Regions from separate parts of the Homo sapiens genome. Here regions 1 and 2 are each linked to region 3. The links are chromatin loops, found by intact Hi-C in ENCODE. Cell type or tissue: PC-3. All regions are shown on one strand. Links, peaks and the distances in the headings refer to the core of each region. The heading gives the core; the rest is flanking DNA.

Evidence for each region. Peaks named below come from ENCODE experiments on the same cell type or tissue, not always from the same donor. Only the 100,000 strongest peaks of a DNase experiment are listed, where the experiment ranks them.
Region 1: a loop joins it to region 3, with 6 times the contacts of the local background. A loop is called at or near these places in 5 of 110 quality-filtered maps.
Region 2: it touches region 3 in a loop (6-fold over the local background); 6 of 110 quality-filtered maps call a loop at or near these places.

The regions. Positions count from the first base shown.
Region 1 is chr1:230,087,577-230,094,893 of GRCh38, forward strand. All of the region lies in intron 1 of GALNT2 (polypeptide N-acetylgalactosaminyltransferase 2), which reads left to right. Among named protein-coding and RNA genes, the nearest start is that of GALNT2, 24 kb to the left of the region's middle. In PC-3, for the core only: CTCF peaks have their summits at 4,095 (motif pointing right) and 4,296; DNase peaks (open chromatin) are centred at 3,025 and 4,455; H3K4me3 peaks cover 1,836 bases; H3K27ac peaks cover 2,500 bases.
Region 2 is chr1:230,100,809-230,106,445 of GRCh38, forward strand. All of the region lies in intron 1 of GALNT2 (polypeptide N-acetylgalactosaminyltransferase 2), which reads left to right. Among named protein-coding and RNA genes, the nearest start is that of GALNT2, 36 kb to the left of the region's middle. RefSeq lists enhancers at 3,619-4,818, 4,190-4,911, 4,878-4,947. In PC-3, for the core only: a CTCF peak has its summit at 3,880; a DNase peak (open chromatin) is centred at 4,243; H3K4me3 peaks cover 1,822 bases; H3K27ac peaks cover 2,500 bases.
Region 3 is chr1:230,182,087-230,189,403 of GRCh38, forward strand. The region is part of intron 2 of GALNT2 (polypeptide N-acetylgalactosaminyltransferase 2); the gene reads left to right. Among named protein-coding and RNA genes, the nearest start is that of GALNT2, 120 kb to the left of the region's middle. RefSeq lists enhancers at 3,620-4,358, 4,359-5,097. In PC-3, for the core only: no CTCF peak of the experiment used is centred there; a DNase peak (open chromatin) is centred at 4,235; H3K4me3 peaks cover 1,100 bases; H3K27ac peaks cover 1,504 bases.

The DNA.
Region 1 (7,317 bases), core at 2,756-5,255, 95 kb before region 3:
GATTCAGTCAGAATGTCTGGCTGTGGGGCCCAAGTGTGTTTTAGAAAAAGCTCCCCATGTGTGAATGACTCTCACGCAGTCAGGTCTGGGGACAGCTGGTTAGGAAGGCGTCGCTGAGAGTCTCCATCTTTTGGGAGTAACTGCTGATGGTCATGGAGCCCTTGAATATCTGTTTGGACTTTTTGAGGGCTCTGAGCTTGAGCTTGGTCTTCTCTTTTGGAATACTTGGGTGTTTGCTTTAATATTCAGAGTTAAATATTGATGGGCATATAATGAAATGCCTACTGGATTACTGGACGATGCTTTTAGCTATGAGTACTTACTCTGGAAGCTCTGAGAATAATAAAAACGATGAACAGCAGATATTAAGTGACAGTTTAGAACAGAAGAAAAATACAAGTTTTCTTACAGGCTCTTGGCTAAATGAATATGGGGGTGGACTGGGGTATTCAGTAGTTGAGCAATCCTGGATTCTATTTTTCCATATTTGCATCTCCCCCCGCCCCCAATGTTTTTGCTTTATTTAACAATTTTTGGGGTAAAAACCATGTAACATAAAGTTTACTGTCTTAACCATTTTTAAGTGTACAGTTTTGTAGTGTTAAGTGTAGTCCTGTTGTGAAACTTTGTCATCTTGCAGATCTGGAACTCTGTATCCATTAAACAGTAACTCCCATTCTCACCAGCCCCTGGCACCCACCATTCTGCTTTCTGCCTCTGTGCACTTGACACCTCTAGGTGCTTCATGTAAGTGGAATCTTGTAATATTTGTCCTTTTCTGATTGGCTTGTTTTCACTAGCATGATGTCTTCAAGATTCATCTCTGTTGTTCTGTGTGACAGGGTTTTTTTTTTAATTCATTTTTATTGAGGTGAAATTCATGTAACATAAAATTAGCCATTGTAAAGTATACAGTTCAGTGACATTTACTACAGTTGTACAGCTACCACTTCTGTCTAGTTTTTTTTTTTTTTTCTTTGAGACAGAGTCTTGCTCTGTCACCCAGGCTGGAGTGCAGTGGCGCTATCTCGGCTCAGTGCAAGCTCCGCTACCCAGGTTCACCCCATTCTCCTGCCTCAGCCTCCCAAGTGGCTGGGACTATAGGGGCCTGCCACCATGCCTGGCTAATTTTTCATAGTTTTAGTACAGACGGGGTTTCATTGTGTTGGCCAGGCTGGTCTTGATCTCCTGACCTCATGATCCACCTGCCTCAGCCTTCCAAAGTGCTGGGATTACAGGTGTGAGCCACCGCGCCCGGCCACTTCTGTCTAGTTTTAAAACATTTTCATCCAAATGGAAACCCTATGCCCATTAAGCAGTTGTTCCCCATTTCCTCATCTCCCCAGTCCCTGGCAACCACTAGTGTACTTTCTGCGTCTGTGGATTTATCCATTCTAGATATTTCGTATAAATTGACTCAAGCACTGTGTGTCCTTTAGTGTCTGAGTTCTTCCACTTGCCATAGTTTTTGAGGTTCATTCAGGTAGTGGCATGTATCAACTTTCCCCCCCGACAGTTTTTATTATGGTAAAATACATATAACAAAACTGACCATTTTAACCATTTCTTTCTTTCTTTTTTTTTTTTTTTGAGATGGAGTCGCTCTGTGGCCCAGGATGGAGTGCAATGGTGTGATCTCGCCTCACAGCAACCTCCGCCTCCCGGGTTCAAGCGATTCTTCTGCCTTAGCCTCCTGAGTAGCTGGGACTACAGGTGCACACCACCATGCCCGGCTGTTTTTTGCGTGTGTGTGTGTGTGTTTTTAGTGGAGATGGGGTTTCGCCATGTTGGCCAGGCTGGTCTTGACCTCAAGTGATGTGCCCACCTCGGCCTCCCAAAGTGCTGGGATTACAGGTGTGAGCCGCAGTGCCCATAACCATTTCTAAGTGAACAGTTCAGTGACATTGTGTTCACATTGTTACCACCATCCGTCTTTAGAACTCTTTTCATCTAGCAAAACTGATACTCTGTACCCAAAAAACAGTAACTCTCCATTCTCCCTCCCTGCAGCCACTGGCGGCCAGGGTTCTACCTTCTGTCTCTGTGAATTTGACTCTTCTAGGTAGCTCATGTAAGTGGAGTCATTCAGTATTTATCCTTTTGAATTGGCTTATTTCACTTAGCATAATACCTACAAGGTTTATCCATGTAGCATGTGACAGGATTTCCTTTCTTTTTAAAGCTGGGTAATAGTTCATTCTATGGACATACAACGTTGTGTTTATACATTACGCTGCTAACACGTGCAACACATTTGCTATTCATCCTACTGTGAACACAGGTGTGCACATTTCCCTTCGAGACCCTGCTTTTCATTCTTTTGGGAGTACACCTGGTGGAACTGCTGGATCATATGGGAGTTCTGTTTTTTAATATACTGAGGAACCTCCATACTGCTTTCCACAGTGACTACACCAATTTTACATTCCCACCAACTGTACACAAGGGTTCCAGTTTCTCCACATCCTCACCAATACTTGTTATTTTCTGTTGTTTGATAGTAGCCATCCTAATGGATATGAAGTGGTATCTTGTGATTTTGATTATCATCTTTTTTTTGGATGAGGGAAAGTTTGACCCCATATGTGGGTGTCTGTCACCAAGATAGAATGAATGTAATTTCCAAGGAAAAATAATCCCAGGCAACCTCTTCTGGATTATGTCCCAACTGATTGGAAATGCTGGGAACTTTCTGTGGTTGAAGGACCTTGACATTTGTTGTCAAACTGCCTGTGAGTCACTTATCTTCTGGGGGAAAATAAACATAACCGTGTCTTCCAGTCTGAAGTGGGGTGGGTGGGTGATATGAAGCATTGCACACAGCAGAGCCTGCTGCCCCTCCACAGCCTCTGCAAATGCCGTGTGAAGGTGGTGGACCTGCTACCAGAACTGGTGTCCTGCTGTCTCTGTAGTTAACTCTTAGGAGAAATAACGGTTGTGTGTGTGGAGGTGAAGAATGGGAAGGGAAGGAGGGGTGGGGAGGGCTGGTGCTTCTGAGGTTCCCAAAGTTCCTGGACTCGAATTTTCTGTTGGCAAATAAGCTGGTCAGAACTTAGGAATGTGGTAAGTTGATCCAGGAAGAAGTTGAAGGTTTCTATCTGTGTTTTTCTGTGCGGTTGTGTATGTGTAACACGTTTGCAGAAATAGTTGAAGCTTATTATTTTCTTCAAAAGATCTTATTTTCTAGTGTGTAAATCACAGGTAATTAAATATGAGTTAAAGTAAGAGAGAGACCCTTGGGCTATCTCAGACTTAGCTTTGAGAGAGAGAATGATCATGGGTCTAAGGCATCACTCTTGGTTTTATAGGTTTGGAAACTCAATGTTATTAGTTCCATCTAGGAGTTATCAATGGGGGATTGGGGTTTACATGCATCAGAATTGTAAGATACTGCTAAGAATGACAGTTCATTAATTGATGAGAACTGTGCCTCGCTGAGAAAGCCAGCACTCCTGGGGTGTGTGTACTCCGCAGACCTTTTCTTTTGTTTGTTTCTTTCTTTCTTTTTTTTTTTGAGACGGAATCTCTGTTGCCCAGGCTGGAGTACAGTGGCACGATCTCAGCTCACTGCAGCCTCCGCCTCCTGGGTTCAATCTATTCTCCTGCCTCAGCCTCCCAAGTAGCTGGGATTACAGGTGTGTGTCACCACATACTAATTTTTTGTATTTTTTTTTTTTTTAGTAGAGACAGGGTTTCACCGTGTTGGCCAGGATGGTCTTGATCTCCTGACCTTGTGATACGGCCACCTTGGCCTCCCAAAGTGCTGGGATTACAGGTGTGAGCCATTGTGCCCGGTCCTCAGCAAACCTTTTCTATCGGCCTATTTCTATCTATTTTCTATCGGCCACCTTTTCTATTGGCCTATTTCCATCTGTCTGAGGAATCTTGATGCATCGGCCTTCTCGTTCTGGGGATCTTTCTGTGTATAGAATCAATACCCTCTCCTTAGGGTAGTGATGGAGATTGATTTTTCAAAAATCCCAACATGTAATTTATGAAATTATTGTTTCAGCTCCAGACTCTGTGCTCTGTTCTGCAGTGTTGGAGCTAGGACCGCACATCCCAGCTGCTTTGCCAGTGGCTTCCGGGCCACCTCCATCAGCAGGAGGCGGTAGAAGCACCAGCAAGATGGGGCTTTGGTCCTTCCTGTTGGCTTCCTGTTGCCCCAGCTGTAGCTGTTGAATTCAGTCTTCAGTTATCCCAGCACTGGCCAGCCAGCCTCATCGTCCACACTCCCTGCAGATCCCACCACTCCTCCAAGGAAGTCTCTACCTCAGGGCCCTTTGGCTACGCTTCTAAGGTTAAGTCTAACCGGTTCCCTCAGGCCTAGGGGTGGTGGCTGCTTCCTGTCGTTGCTACTTCCCTGATATCTAGAATTTTCCTTTTTCTACCCAGTTACCTGGTTACTGACTTTCTACCCAGTTAACAATTTATATTAAAGCCCTTCTGTTCAAAAAGCTTATGTAGTTTCTGCGTTCTAATTGGATCCTGACTAATACATCTGACTTTCAACATTCTTTAGTAATCAGTCAGCAAAATGATTTCATGAGATAGACGTATTATATTTAATTGGATTACAGTTCACCTTATATTCCTTTAGTTTTTTTTTTTTTTTTTTTTGCACTGATCTTTCTGATTTTCGTTAGGCTCGTCTATGTAATTTGAGACATAACTCCTCTCATTAGCTACTTTCTAAATCATCAGACTTGAGTTCTTTCCTGGAAAGATCACCACAGATGGCTAATGTCATTCATTTTGTTGGCTCTTTTGGCTTTATAGTAGAGGGTGACAATTCTTTTGTTTTTGGTTTTTTTTTTTGAGCTGGGGTCTTGCATGACCTCACTGCAACCTCTGCCTCCCGGGTTCAAATGATTCTTCTGCCTCAGCCTCCTAAGTAGCTGGGATTACAGGCACGCGCCACCAAGCCTGGCTAGTTTTTGTATTTTTAGTAGAGATGGGGTTTCACCATGTTGGCCAGGCTGATCTCGAACTCCTGACCTCAGGTGATCTGCCTGCCTCGGCCTCCCAAAGTGCTGGGATTACAGGTGTGAGCCACCGCACCTGGCCAAGGGTGACATTTCTAAACCTTATCTCTAAATTCTGTGTCCATTATTCAGTATTCCTTTAACTTGTAGAGCATGGCTATTACGTGTTTAAGCAACATATATCTCTAAAAAGATTCGAGGCCGCTTATAAGAGAAAGTATATTATGTGTAAGCACAGATTCATTAAAATAAGAGTTTAAAAATCTGGGGTCAAATTTAGGGGGTAGAGGGGATGAGGGATAAAAAGGTGAAGGAAAAAAGAAGTGGATGGAGAATTAAAGAATGAAGGAGAATTAACACTGAACACCCACCCCCATGGAGCCGGATCCTGGCTAGGTGTTTGCCATCTGTGTTTAGTTTAATGCTCAGCATAATCCTGCGTGGCAGGTATGTTACCCCCATCTATAGGTCAAGAACCTGAAACCCAAAGTGCTGGCCGATTGTGCTCTAGTCCCCCTATACATTTCAGCTTACGTCTACTGACACTAAGCCAAGGGGAGCTCCTTCAGTTGAACGTGCAATTGTATCTTGGTAGCCAAAGCAAGAAAGGAAGCATGTTGGGTTGCATAGTTCTCATTTGATAATACAATGAAACATTTTCTTGAGAGAGAGAAACATTTTCTTAGCCTTCAAGCTTGATAAGAATCTAGTGGATATTAACTTAAAGGGCACTGAACATGATAATAGTGTCCGTCAGGGGGAGAAATAACAGAAACCAAAAGCAGAGATGCACACGTGGCCGTTTATTTAAATCAAACCTGAAGCAGAAGGAGGAGCATTAGATCACAGTTGTGTAAAGGCAATTCTAGGAGAAAACGATGGACTGTAGCTAGCTTTCTGCAGTCCTGACCTGGCCAAGGGTAAAACTAGATCGGCTGCGGGCTGTGTTCCCTGGGCTTCCTGCTGCTTCACTCCTGGGAGGCAGCACAGAGTGGTTGTTACGGGGAAGGTTTTCATAAGTGCTGTGAATCCACCCTGGGCCGTTTACTGGCCTTGCACATGTGGGCAAGGTACGGTCAAGCTCAGCATGATGACATTTTAGCCAATGACAGATCGAATACCCAATGGTGGTCTCATAAGATTATATACTGTATTTTTACTGTACCTCTGTGTTTAGATACACAAATACTATTATGTTATAGTTGCATACAGTATTCAGTACAGTAACAAGCAGTCCAGGTTTGCAGCCTAGGTGTGTAGTAGGCTATACCACCTCGTTTTGTGTAAGTGCATGCTATCATGTTGCCACAATAATGAAATCACCTAAGGGCACATTTCTCAGAAGGTATCCCTGTCATTAAGCAACACATGACAGTACTTAATCTCTCTAAGCCTTAGCTTCATCCCTTCTTAAATGAGGGTAATAATACTGTTTCGTCCACCTGTGTGTGTGTGTTTGAGATAGGGTCTCGCTCTGTTGCCCAGGCTGGAATGCAGTGGCACAAACATCACTGCAACCTCGATCTCCTGGGCTCAAGCAATCCTCCTGCCTCAGCATCCTGAGTAGCTAAGAATACAGGTGTGTGCCACCATGCTGGCTAATTTTTTTTTTTTTTTTTTTTTTTTTTTGGTAGAGATTGGGTTTTGCTATGTTGCTCAGGGTGGTGTCAAACTCCTGGCTTCAAGTGATCCTCCCACCTTGGCCTCTTAAAATGCTGGGATTACAGGCATGAGCCACCATGCCTGGCCTTATTTTTATATATTTAAGAACATATGCTTTCGGCCGGGGTGGCAGCTCATGCCTGTAATCCCAGCACTTTGGGAGGTCGAGGCGGGTGGGAGGCGGGTGGATTACCTGAGCTCAGGAGTTTGAGACCAGCCTGGCCAACATAGTGAAACCCCCCTCTCTACTAAAAATACAAAAAAATTAGCCAGGCGTGGTAGCAGGCACCTGTAATCCCAGCTACTTGGGAGGCTGAGGCAGGAGAATCACTTGAACCCGGGAGGCGGAGGTTGCAGTGAGCTGAGACTGCATCACTGCACTCCAGCCTGGGCAACAAGAATGAAACTCCGTCTCAAACAAAAACAAAAACACCATATGCTTTCCCAACACATCTGGACAGCTGATATTAAAAAAGGGTGTATGTAGTAGAATTAAAACTATTACAAGAGAAACAGAGCCAGACAGTTTGGGGAAGGGAGAAAACAGAGAGGTTGTGGGGGCACTTACCTTGAATCTTCTTAGGTCCCTTGTGTGTTGTTTTGCCTAATCCTTCCCACACGTCTGCAAAGAGGATGATCTCCCCACGTAGAGACAGGAAGCGGATTCCGA
Region 2 (5,637 bases), core at 2,353-4,852, 82 kb before region 3:
ATGCATGTGTACATGTACATATAAACAAAAGTACACATTTAGGAAGTGTATGGGAAATATACATGTACACATGCGTATACAGTCATAAGGACGTTTCAGTTAACAGTAGACTGCATATATCACAGTGGTCCCGTAAGATTATAATCTTGTATTTTTACTGTATCTTTTCTATTTTAGATAACAAATACCATTGTGTTACCTACAGTATTCAGGACAGTCACATGCTATACAGGTTTGTAGCCTAGAAGCAGTAGGCTGTACCATCTAGCCTAGGTGTGGAGAAGGCTGTACCATTTAGTTTTGTGTAAGTACACTCTGATCACACGAGCAAGAAATAGCATAATGATGCATTTCTTAGACCAGATCTCCATTGTTAAGTGATGCATGACTGGATATACACATACACATATGTGTATGCCTGTATAGATGCGTGTATTCTACATACTCCTAAATGTGTCATATGGCAAGGGTGCCTCATTGTAATTCTGGCTTTTTCCATAAATGTTAAACAAGCATCTTCTCCCACCGCCAGTCCTTTTCTTCCTTCAAGGGGACAGGGCCTCTGGAGCTTATGCCCAGCTCCTGTCGGATGCCCCCGTGTTCTGGTCACTCGTGTGCCCGTCTCTTCACACTCAGTTTTCCCACCCCTGAGCACCTCAGGTGCCAAGGTGTGTTTGTTGAACTGAAATTCTTAAGCCTGCTGAGTACATTCTCAGTTTGTCAAGACAGATAAACAAATACCTTTTTTAGATGATTTAAAAGATTCTTGACACAGTCCCAGTGGTGTTTTAACAACTTTTCAGGTCCTGATCAGCCAAACTCTGGGCCAAAAGTAAATGTTTAATAAACAACATAAGAGTGATGGAGGAAAAATGTATCTTAAGTGGAACTGTGTGTTCTGTAAATCTATGACAGATTACTGTTCCTGCTTTTGTTGTGTATAATTATTCTTGTTCCTCCTGAGAATTGCCCTCTCTTTCATCATGAAACGTATAAGATGGCCTCCTCCTCTGGTAATTTGGAGCAATTGGCCTGGGAGAGGATTGATGTGTAGTAAGGACAGTCCGTAGGAGAGATTTAGTGGGGGCAGTTTCCTTATCTTCTATTCTGTCCCTTTGCCAGACAGAAGCACAAAAAGTAGTTGGACTGAAAATGCTGCTTCCTAAAATTAGCTCTCCTCTTTGTTTTCCGAATGGTTTTACTGGTTGATGCGGGCACAATTTGCCCTTCTTGGGGAGCCTTCTGCATTGTGTAAAGTGCAAAGACACATCTATCAGAGAAGCTAATTTTAGGTGCTAGTAAGTTTTAAGGGCATGCAAAGCTCAAAACTTTGCCTGTTCTCTTGGAAGAAGATTTTTCCCTCCTGAAAAACAAGCTTCCTTTCAAAGTCAGAAAAGGGGAGCTTAGACGAAGCCCCAGGAGGGCAGGTATGTCTTGTTCACTGCAGTCTCCAGTGCCTTGCGAGGGCCCGGCATGCTGAGCGCTCAGTAACCCTTGGCCTAATGTACAGTTTTTCATTCTGTGAATCAGGAATAGAGCAACATAAGGGGAGCTTCTGCTTGAGACAGCAATGGCAGCATCAAAATAAACGTGGCAATTTTGGTCTTCAAGAGTGAAGTTGTGTCTCTGAAATTGTAAGCCCAAATGGATCATTTCCTTTTTTAGGTTTTAGAATTCCAGGTTTATTTTCTGGAAGAGCTTGCAGCAGATGGGCTTCTGTAGGGGAACGTTTATACCTTGGGGGTTCCGTTTCGAGAGTCCTTGATTTATTATTGTTTACAAATGGTGGTTGGAAATTGTTCATTGATTTGACATAAAGCTGCCCAGGCTTATTGTAAAAACACCTCTGCATCCAATTAGAATGACAGACACTTAGTGTGATGACTCAGGACAGTTGATGGCCTTAAAAAAAAAGCGAACAGATTAAATCACTCTCTGTTTTTTCATAGCCATTGATGGAAACAGATTCTGTGGGGTAAATAACAGAGTCTTGGGTGGTGGAAAGGTTGAAGATGTCCAGTAGTTGTGGCAGGGCAAGGATGGAGGACTTTTTCTTTGCAGGGGCAGTGGAGAGGCGGGGCCATGGGTGAAGACTGGAGAATACTCAGAAGGTAGCATGGACGAGAGTGTTGTTTGATGACTCTGCATGTGACCAGTAGTGACATTTTACTCACTGAGGCTCATATTGAGGTTAAGCCCGAGGTCCATTGGCCTTGCTGAGATCGTGTTTAGAACACAGCACTGTGCAGTAAGAGACTCCTATAACTCTATCAAATTTGCATTTGGAGGAATTGTAAAGAGCCTCTGTTACCTCCTAGGTGAGGCAGTCCAGGAAAACAGTTGCTAGAAGGAGCTATCTGCAGAAATAGACAGTTGTGGTCCTTTCATGTTTTAATAATTGTTCCCTGGATTTCAAGGAGTCAGTCCAAAATCCCCGTAATAGATTTTAGTAACGTTCATGGAATCTCAGTTTGCACATCATGAGACCTTTAGTGTGGTGTTTACTGTCTTCACCTTAATATACTTTGTATCCATGAGCAACCTTGCTACAGTCATGCAAAGATGATTATTTTTTATTCAGCAATAATTAGCCACAGTGTTGAGCACCCAGATGCCTTCCTGCAGCAGCCCCCCTTTTCTCCCCAGCCAACATCTGCAACTGTGAACAGATTTCCATCTTCAGCCTTGGTGGTTGGAAAGAAATGTAAGTCACCTTTTTTTCTGGTTGGTTCTGGGGCAGATGCCACCAGGCTGCAGAGGCAGTCTGTGTCTGTGGGGCTCACCAGGGCATGAGTTCTGCTCCCAGGAAAGAGATTCTTGCAGGATTTTGTCTGTGGTTCTAAGGAGACAAGTAGGTGGCACACAAAAACAGAAAATGAAAGAACCCATCCCTCCAAAACCACACACACAAAGCCAAAAGGAAAAAAAAAAAGCACATAATTATCATGTAGGCACTGTTGCAGCTAACCCTGATTTTGGCCTCAATTCTGAAACAAGTTAGCTGGTTTAGACAAACCCCTTATTAGGTAATGGATTGTTATTCATTCCTCCCCTTCTCCTAGTCATTTACTCCGTGAGAGCTGCTCCTACCTGACCTTCCACTGATTTTGGTAGCAGCATCTCCCAGAGCGACTGTTTCCTTCTTCAGCAGTGTTCCTTACTCAGGGTGTAAGATCTTAACCCCACAGAGCCCCGTATCAGGTTTAATTAACTAATTGATTCAGCTTGTGCTTACTGAGTGCGAGGCAGTCATGTGCTTCTGTTTGGTAAATGGCTTCATTTTCCCTCTAACTCCTGAGCGTCCTGAAGCTTCTCTTATGGTTCTCTCCAAAGGAGTCAGCAGGCTGGCTCTGCAAGGGTCAGTAGGTTCTGGGGTGGTGGGGGGCCGAGGGAGGCAGGGAGGTTGGCTCTGTCTTTATTTGGCATAGAGCTCCCCGAACAGGGTCTCTCCTCCTTTCTCCAAAGGTTAATGGAACCACTATCTTAAAAAGCTGAAATCTTATCTTCTGGGGTATTTGGGTAGAGAAGGCTAGGGAATCCCTTTTCCATGGTGGTGCAGTAGGTTCTCAGAACCAGCTGGTGGGCCTCAAAGAGAGGCGGCTGTATTTTAGCCTGATAATCTTGATTCCTGGTTTCCTGGCTCTGTAGCATCAGAAATGGGAAGCTTTAAAAGCCGTGCCTTGTTGGATGCACCGAGTCATAAAATAAATGTGATGTGCTGGGTGGGGGAAATGCGGGAGGAGGGAAACAGGTGGTTGGAGCTGCTTCGTGATGGCCGCCCACCCTGGCTCTCCTTTCTTAATAGGCTTCAGAAATCCTGGAATGCGTAATTCACCAGCTCACAGAGTTCCACCCATGTCCCCAGTGGCTTCAAAATGTAAATGACATTTGCAGTGCTGGGAGGTAGGAGGGCGATCCCGTTCCTTCCCTGGATCTCAGTCGCAGAGGTGCTGGCTCATGTGCCTGAGTGCAGCGGCTGGCCCGTCATTACTGGTCTTTGCAGGAAGCCACTCTGAAGGCACCTGGGCCCTTGCCAGGCTGAGTCACAGCTGACTTAGGGAAATGCCACACAGGACGCTTGCAGTCCCCCCGTTCTAAGCGTAGGTTTTGCAACTGCATACTCGGAAAATGAATCAGAGTGGGGGAAAGTGTCAGAGAAACAGCAGAAATGGAATGTAGGCAGGAGGGCCACAGTGGCGCTGTGGATTCAGACCACACCTTCGGCTCTGTTTGGGGCCCTTCCTGTAAGGAGCGTACTGATGCCAGAGGCTGGGGGTGTGGAAGGGAAGCTGCTGTGCTGTTAGATCCATTCTGCTATTTAGCCAGCCTTCCTTTTCCCAGCTGGCACAGACAGGATGTGTTAGAGAGGTGCTCAGACCTCCTTTCAGAGCAACTGAATCATTCTCCAGGAGGGACAGGGAGTCTGAAATGCAAACAGGTTCCCAGGGTTATTGAAGAGCAGCCAAACTGAACACCCACTGCTCTGTGGACTCAAGCTGGTTTTAGACATTGTTTGGTCAGGACCAGAGCCGAGCTCTGGGGCCCACTGGGGGCTCTTGTCGCACCATATCATTGATTCTACAATGCACATTTCCCCCGCCTCTCATGTTTTAACATGTCTGAAATCAGGATGCATCTTCCATGGATGGTGTTTCAGGGTTTCATTGATCGTGTTTTTCTTCCTGAGTGGCACACAAAATTAATGGTGCTCCCTAGAGTTGATGGTCCCTGCGGTTCAGTGAACCGTGTTGCTCTTGTGTAAGCTCCTGTGGGAACATAGAGTCTCTGTGTCCCACCTTCTTCCTCGCAGTGGTCAGCACGGATGAGGTGGGAGTTGCATAAATGTCAGCATTCGAAAGTGAGGGCGTCTGTCGGTGCTGTCTCACTGTGGGGCTTCAGAGAACGTGAGCACCTGTGTTTGCATTCTCCATCAAGGTTCATGTCCTGTTGGCTCATAAGCATGATTATATCCATTATACAAACTGGGGCACAGGCACCCAGAGAGAAGTCAAAAGACTTGTTCAAGATGGACAACTAGGAAGTGGTGGGGACAGACCAGTCCTGTCTGATGCCAGATCCAGCGCTGTATCTGCCAGTCAGCATGCACACTTTCATCTCTCCAGCCTCTTCCCACTCACCTTTACTCAACATTTCTGGGCCTCCATAGTGATTGTAGTAATTCGGTAAAGATGATTCATTTCTTTAGTCCGGTCTTCGGACTTGACTTCTTAGAAGCAGGTCTTGTGCAATAGTTGCATATTAACCACTTGGTGACACAGTGCATGAGGGTATGCCAACTCTTTTTGCTCATGGCCGTGCAGTGCAGAATTTCCAGGCATTGTCCGCTCTGTTTCCTGGACTTCGGAGTGATAGCAAAGTTTTGTATTCCCTGATCAGCTGTGTATCTCTGAGCAGCAAGTTGATCTCTCTGTATAAGGGTGACTGTGCCCATGGAGGATGGCATGCAATTGCCTAAAGATTTCAGTCTGAGAATCTGAGAAACGATACTGAATGGAGATGACAGGCTTAGTGCCTGCTTCCAGGAGCCATGCCTCCTCCTGGCCTGGAATGAATACCTAAACACCTGAGGCTCTGAGTTCCGGCAGTGTGCTGAAACTGCTGTTGGTCTGGCCCACT
Region 3 (7,317 bases), core at 2,883-5,382:
CACTTTCATTTCTGATATTGGTAAAATGTGCCTTTTTTCCTTTTCACTTAGTCTGGTTAGAGATTCATTGATTTTATTGATATTTTGAGAGAACCAGTTTTTGTTTTTGTTTTTTTCTGTATTGATTTTCTGTTTTCAATTTTATTGATTTCTGTAATAATTTTTAGTATGTCTTCTACTTACTTTGGATTTAACTTTCTCCTTTTTCTAGTTTTTTCAAGTAGAATCTTAGATGATTGCTTTTAGATCTTTCTTATTTTCTAATGTATGCACTCAGTACTATAAATTTCTTTGGAAGCACTGCTTTTGCTGCATCTCACAAATTTTCATAAGTTTTGTTTTCATTTTTATTTACTTTGGAAATTTAAAATCATTTTTTCTTGAGATTTCTTCTTTGACCCCTGTGTCATTTAGAAGTGCGTTGTTTAGTCTCCATGTACTTTGGGATTTCCCAGCTAGCTATCTTTCTGTTATTGAATCTAGTTTAATTGTATTGTGTTCTGAGAGCACACAGTCTGATTTCTGTTCTTTTCAATTTGTTAAGGTATGCTTTGTGGCCCAGAATGTGGCCTCTTTTGGTGAATGTTCCATGTGAGTTTGAGAAGAATGTGTACTCTGCTGTTTTTGACTGAATTAGTCTATAGATATCAATTATATCTAGTTGATTGATGGTGTTGTTGAGTTCAACTCTGTCCTTATTGAGCTTCCTCTTGCAGGATCTGCCCATTTTTGACAGAGGACTATTGAGGTCTCAAACTATAACAGTGAGTTCATTTATTTCTCCTTGCAGTTCTATCTATCATGAACTGCATGGACATTTTTATGCCTCATGCATTTTTATGCTCCTTTTAGGCACATACACATTAAGGATTGTTGTATCTTTTTGGAAAACAGACTTTTAAAAAATCATTGTGTAGTTCTGTCTTGATCCCTTAAAAATTCCTATGATCTAAAGTCTACATTGTCAGAAATTAATATAGCTATTCTTACTTTCTTTTGATTAGTGTTAGCATGATAGATCTAACTTTTCTTGGTAAAGGCCATTCTTTATCATTTTACTTTTAATCTATGTGTGTTGTTTTATTTATAGTGGATTTGTTGTAGACAACATATAATTGGGACTTATTTTTCGATTCTCACAATCTTGGTATTTTCTTTGGTGTATTTAGACCATCGATGTACACAGTGATTGTTGATATATTTAAATTCATATTTACTATATTTGTTATTGTTTTTTATTTATTGCCCTTATTCTGTGTTTGTACTTTTACCTTTCACACTTTTTCTGCCTTTTGTCGTTTTAATTGAGCTTTCTGTATGATCCCATTTTCTCTCTCTTCTCAGCATATCTATTATGTGTCTTAAAAAAAAATTAGTTGGTCTTCTTTCAGATAACACTATACTTTTTCACAGGTAGTGCACGTATCTTATAACAACAAAGTATTCTTGATTCCTCCCTCCCATCACTTATATCATTGCTGTCATTCATTTTACATCCACATAAGCATATGTATATAATATATAAAAGAATACATGATGGAATATATTGTTGCTATTATTATTTCAAACAACCCATTATATGATAGTTCAATTAAGAATAAGAAAAATAGGCGAGGAGCAGTGGCTCATGCCTGTAATCCCAGCACTTTGGGAGGCCGAGGCAGGCAGATCACCTGAAGTCAGGAGTTCAAGACCAGCCTGGCCAACATGGTGAAACCCTGTCTCTACAAAAAATACAAAAATTAGCCAGGTGTGGTGGTGCGTGCCTGTAATTCCAGCCACCTGGGAGGCTGAGGCAGGAGAATCGCTGGAACCTGGGAGGCGGAGGCTGCAGTGAGCCGAGATCGTACCACTATTCTGAGCCTGGGTGACAGAGCAAGACTACAACTCAAAAAAAAAAAAGGAAAAGTTTTTATTTTACCTTCACTTATTCCTTCTTTGATGCATCCTTTCTTCATGTAGATCCAGGTTTCTGATCGATGTTATTTTCTTATGTTAAAAGAGCTGCTTTTAACATTTTTTGCAAGGCAGGTCTACTGGCAACAAATTCCCTCAACTTGTGTTTGAGGAAGTCTCTATCCCTTCTTCATCTTTGAAGATCAATCTTTTTTTTTTTTTTTGCGACAGAGTCTCGCTCTATTACCCAGGCTAGAGTGCAGTGGTGCTATCTCAGCTCACTGCAAGCTCTGCCTTCTAGGTTCATGCCATTCTCCTGCCTCAGCCTCCCGAGTAGCTGGGACTACAGGCGCCCAACCACACCCAGCTAATTTTTTTGTATTTTTTTAGTAGAGATGGGGTTTCACCACATTAGGCAGGATGGTCTCGATCTCCTGACCTCGTGATCCACCCACCTTGGCCTCTCAGAGTGCTGGGATTACAGGCGTGAGCCACCGCGCCTGGCCTGAAGATCAATCTTAAATGGTACAGAATTCTAGGTGGTCATTTTTTTTTTCTCTGAGCCCTTTAAATATTTCCCTCTCCTCTCTTCTTTCCTGCATGGTTTCTGAGAAGACATTAGTTATAATCCTTCTCTTTGCTCCTCTATTGATAGGTAAGGTGTTTCTTTCAATTTTTTTTCTTTATCTTTGATTTTCTGCAATTTGAATATGATATGCCTCAGTGTAGTTTTTGGAGCCTTTATACTATTCTGTGTGTTCTCTAAGTTTCCTTAATTTGCGTTTTGGTGTTCAACATTAATTTGGGGAAATTCTTAGTCATTATTGCTTCCAGTATTTCTCCTGTTCCTTTCTCTCTTTCTTCTCCTTCCGATATTCCCATCATGCATATTTACACCACTGTAATTGTTCCACAGTTCTTGGATATTATTTCAATTTTTTTCATCTTTTTTGTCTTTGCATTTGAGTTTTAGAAGTTTCTAATGTCATGTCCTAAAGTTTAGAGATTTTTTTCCTCAGCATGTCATGTCTGCTAATGAGCCCATTAAAGACATTCCTCATTCTCTACAGTGTTTTTGATCTCTAGCATTTCCTTTTGATTCTTTCTCATAATTTCCATTTCGCTGCTTACATTATCTGTCTGTTCTTGTGTGTTACCTACTTTTTCCATTAGAGTCCCTAGCATATTAATTATAGTTGTTTTAAATTCCTGATCTGATCATTCCAACATTGTTCTATATCTGAGTCTGGTTCTGATACTTGCTGTGTCTCTTTAAACTGTGCGTGCGTGCGTGTGTGTGTGTGTGTGTGTGTGTGTGTGCGCGCGTGTGTGTGTGTGTTTAACCTCTTAGTGTGCCTTGTAATTTTATGTTGAAAGCTGGATGTGATGGACTTGGTGCACGGAACCCTGGTAAACAGGCCTTTAGTTGTGTGGTGTTAAGGTGTAGTGGGAGGGGAAGCTTGCTATAGTCCTATGATTTGGTCTCATTCTTTTAGGGAACCTTTGTGTCTGGGCTGTGAGCCTCACATTTGCTTCTCAGCTTCCCCCTCTCCACATCCTTAGGTGATACTAAAGTCTAGCAGAGGCTGGTTATTTCCTGTTCCTCAGATTGGACAGGCTCTGATAAATGCTAGCAGTTTAGTCCCTGTTTAAATAGTTTCTCCCGATGGCAGGCCTTATTAATAAGAACACAGTGCCCTGGCTTCTTTCAAAATGGTTATTTTCCCCTCTCACTGTTGTAAGCATGAGGGGATATTTCTTCAATATTCACTGTGAGGATCTGGTAGAGCTCCAGGAGGTAAAACTCACACAAATATAGCTGCCACACCCCCATGACTGGGTCCCCCTGGAGTTTTTAATCTCTTAGGCTTGTCCACAGTGAGCCTCCAGGAATTTTCCACTACAGTTTAGGTTTTCCTACCCCCGTAGTGGATCTTCAGGGGTTTCTACTTACAGGCTTCTGCTCCAGTGAATTGTGATTCCTTGTATTCACCTGTCCAATTTGGGGGGCTGTGGCTTGTGACATTTCTCCAACAGATCCAAGGCAGATCTCTAAGAAGTGCTGATTTTTCATTTTATTCAGCTTTTTACTGTTAGGACGGAATAACGACTTTCAAGCTCCTTACATGCCTATTGGGAACTGGACGTCCGTTTATGAAGTGTTTGCTTTGCTGGCAAGAGTGTTTGCTGGTGAGAGTGTTTGCTGGTGAGAGTGTTTGCACGTTGTGTTCTTGACTGTGGTTGGACAAGCGTCACCCCAGGGAGTCCAAGCCCCTCCTTTGTGCCCTCCCCATGCGTTGTCCCACCTACACCAGATGCAGGTATGTCACTGTCTCCTCCAGGAACTCTGACTGGACGCATGCATGCAGTCAATTTGTGTGTTAAGTCGGCCTCCCTGTCATCTTTCCAGCTCCTGGATGAGTCATGAAGCCCTGAGCCACAGTTCTTTCATATGTAAAGTAAACATTACCCACACAATGGGGAGCATCTGAATAGAATAGTTAATATTCCTTTATTATAATAATAGGAAGCTAGGATACACACTTCTGTTGTGTGGATTAATGAGAGACTTCCTATGGATTATCTTCTATTAAAAACATACAAGTGTTCTGATGGTTTTCAGGCAAATAGAGAGAGGGAGGGAAAAGCCATCTTCAGGTCATAGGCTGGATTTGACCATTGAGAGTCATACCTTACTTAAAATCATTTGAGTGCTCACATTGACTCTGCCTTTCATATCCTTAACTATTGCATACAGTTGGTTTTCTTATCTTCAAAGAGATCAGAATGTACTGATTTGCCTCTCTTTTGAGTTATTAGTAGTAATTTTTGATAAATGCACAATGTCTTTTTATTTTGCCAAAGGGCTTTCTTTCCTTTTTATGTTGAAACCATTTTTCTTACTAAACCAACATACACATAATTTTTTTGTTGTTAGAAATTATTTTCTTGTGATTGAAAAATACATTTTCCCTAAGCATGAGGAACACAGCTAAAGTTTTATGGTTTGCAAGAAACCGCTGGCCATGGCACTTCCCAGTGTGTCAGTGGTGTGTTCAGGAAGCTCAGTGGCTTCCTGTGTTCTGTGTGTTGGGCATGTAGCAGTTGTAGACAGATGGGCGGGAAGACATGACACCAAGCTGGATGCTTTTATGGCCACAGAACCCACTGACAGATGAAGGAGCCAGATCTAACAGGGCAGAGCAGTGATGTTCCAGGCCAACAGTCTCCAATTTTCTGATCGCACACTCTATGAACAGACGTATATTTAGACCACCTCCCACACACATATGTATTAAAATGCTTACTTAGGAATTACATGCATATTGCCGTACAGATTTATTGATACATTCTAAATGAAATGGGATAGTTCCCTTGACCCCTTCACAGGACTCAGCCCACAGCTCTCAGCCCCTCATGGGAGGAGCAGCATGCAGGTGAGTGGGTGCAGGGGCTGGGGTGAGTGCTTTTGGGCATCGGCAGGAGTAGAACTCTGTGCAGCCCCCCGGCAGCATCTGGGTGGGGCTACCTGTGACCCCTGGAGCCCTAGAGGGCATATGTTACAGTGTGCTCTTAGATTTGCTGTCCACAGATGACTTAAGTGTTAGCTCAGTGCAAGGTCAGTGTGACAGCCTTTTGCATCCACCCTCTTGGTACCTGAATTCTCGTCCGGTGTCCAGGAAGAATCAAGTTGTGCAAACAAATTGAAGGATGGTGAATGTGGAGGACTTTATTGAGCACTGGAAGTGGCTCTCAGTGGGATGGGAAGCTAGAAAGGGGGTTAAGTGGGAAGATGGTCTTCCCCTGGAGTCCTGCTGTCCCCAGCCAAACTCTTCTCCAAAGTCCTGCTGTCAAGCTGTCCCTCTGAAATCAAGCTGATTCTCTCCAACATCCGGCTGTTTCTTCTCTCCTTCTCTATTGCTTTGCTGGTAGGGCCTGGGGTTTTTATGGGTACAAGATGGAGGGTGGGGCGGGCCGGGGTGGTTTTGGAAAAGGCAACATTCGGGCAGGAAAACAGAAATGCATGTTCTCACTTTGGGCCCTACGGTTCCAGGCTTGAGGGTGTGGCGTTTGCTAGGGACCACTCTCTCCTACCCAGTATTTCCCTGCCTCCTGTTTGTATCATAAAGTGTATTTAAAATAAGCTATTATAAAGGATGAGGAAAATACTTGACAATGTCTGTCATTTTCTTTCTTTGCCCCAGAAGATTGTCTTATGTGGCCCCACTTTGGAGACTACCACTCTTGGGGCTGCCGTGGTCACAAAAACCCAGATTATTGTTTTAACTCTATTTCTTGCCTTGGTTCATCGTACTTTGGGGAAGAATCTGGAATTTGTATAAAGTATACCACCCAAGTGGCAGTCCCAGCTGGAAGTCATGGAATGGGGGCAAGAACAATAACCTGGGAGCACGGGATCTGGGTTCGGAACAAGGATGATGGCCGGGAGCTCTAGGCTCAGCTGTGCCACCAGTCCTGTGGCCTTAGACAAGTTAAGGAGTATTTGGGTTTTGTTTTCCTTGTCTGTAAAATTTAGATACATTCTTGCTCTAAAACTCTTTGATTCTGTTAACTGTGTCTTACCATTTCCCTTTAATCTCTATTCTCAGATTGGAATCACCAATTTTATTTTCTTTTACATGCTGTAAAAATATATCTCTGTAGTTCCCCCCACCCTCATACCACATTTCAGGTCTACTGTGGATGAGTTTTTGCCCATAAACTCTGTGACCCTTGCTTCTATTTCAGCATCATGCTTTCTACTTGGAACCACTGAATTTTTTTTTTCAGTGTTGGTTTTTAAAATATTGTCTTCAAATAGAGTATGTATATTAGTCAATATTTTGTATTTTGGAAATCTATCTGATAGAGAAGAATGTCATTTTTTCCCCTTGGTGTGGAAAAACTTCTGGATTGAAAAATAAGTTTCTCCCTGTAATTGTCTCTGAATCTGACCAGCCAGCCAGCTGGCAGAAGGACTGGCAAAGGAGCGGGGGCCGGAAGAGGAGCAGGGGCCAGTAGAGGAGTGGGGCCGGAAGAGGAGCAGGGGCAGCTGTAGGGGCTAGAAGGCCGAGGTCTGCCTCTGAGGACAGCTGTTGATGAGGTTCTTGTTGGAGATCTCTCACCCTTTGGTCAACGTGGCCTTTTGGAGCAGATTTTCTCTTTGCCTTTATGAGACCTTAGTGTCATTCTTGTATTCCTTAGTAACCTTGTGTAAAGGGCTGAGGCTTAGGAGAGACGAGGGTAGGGAGAGAGTTCAGAAAGGAGAGTCCTAAGGCCGTCTGGATTCTCCTTGAGCCCCCTCCCCATCCTGGTCCTGGGCTGTGTCTTCATCACAGCCACCCCTCCCCGATGTGCTGTTGGTTCAGTTACCCCAGACAGTGGATTTCTCAGAACAGAAATTGCTAATGTTCACGTAAA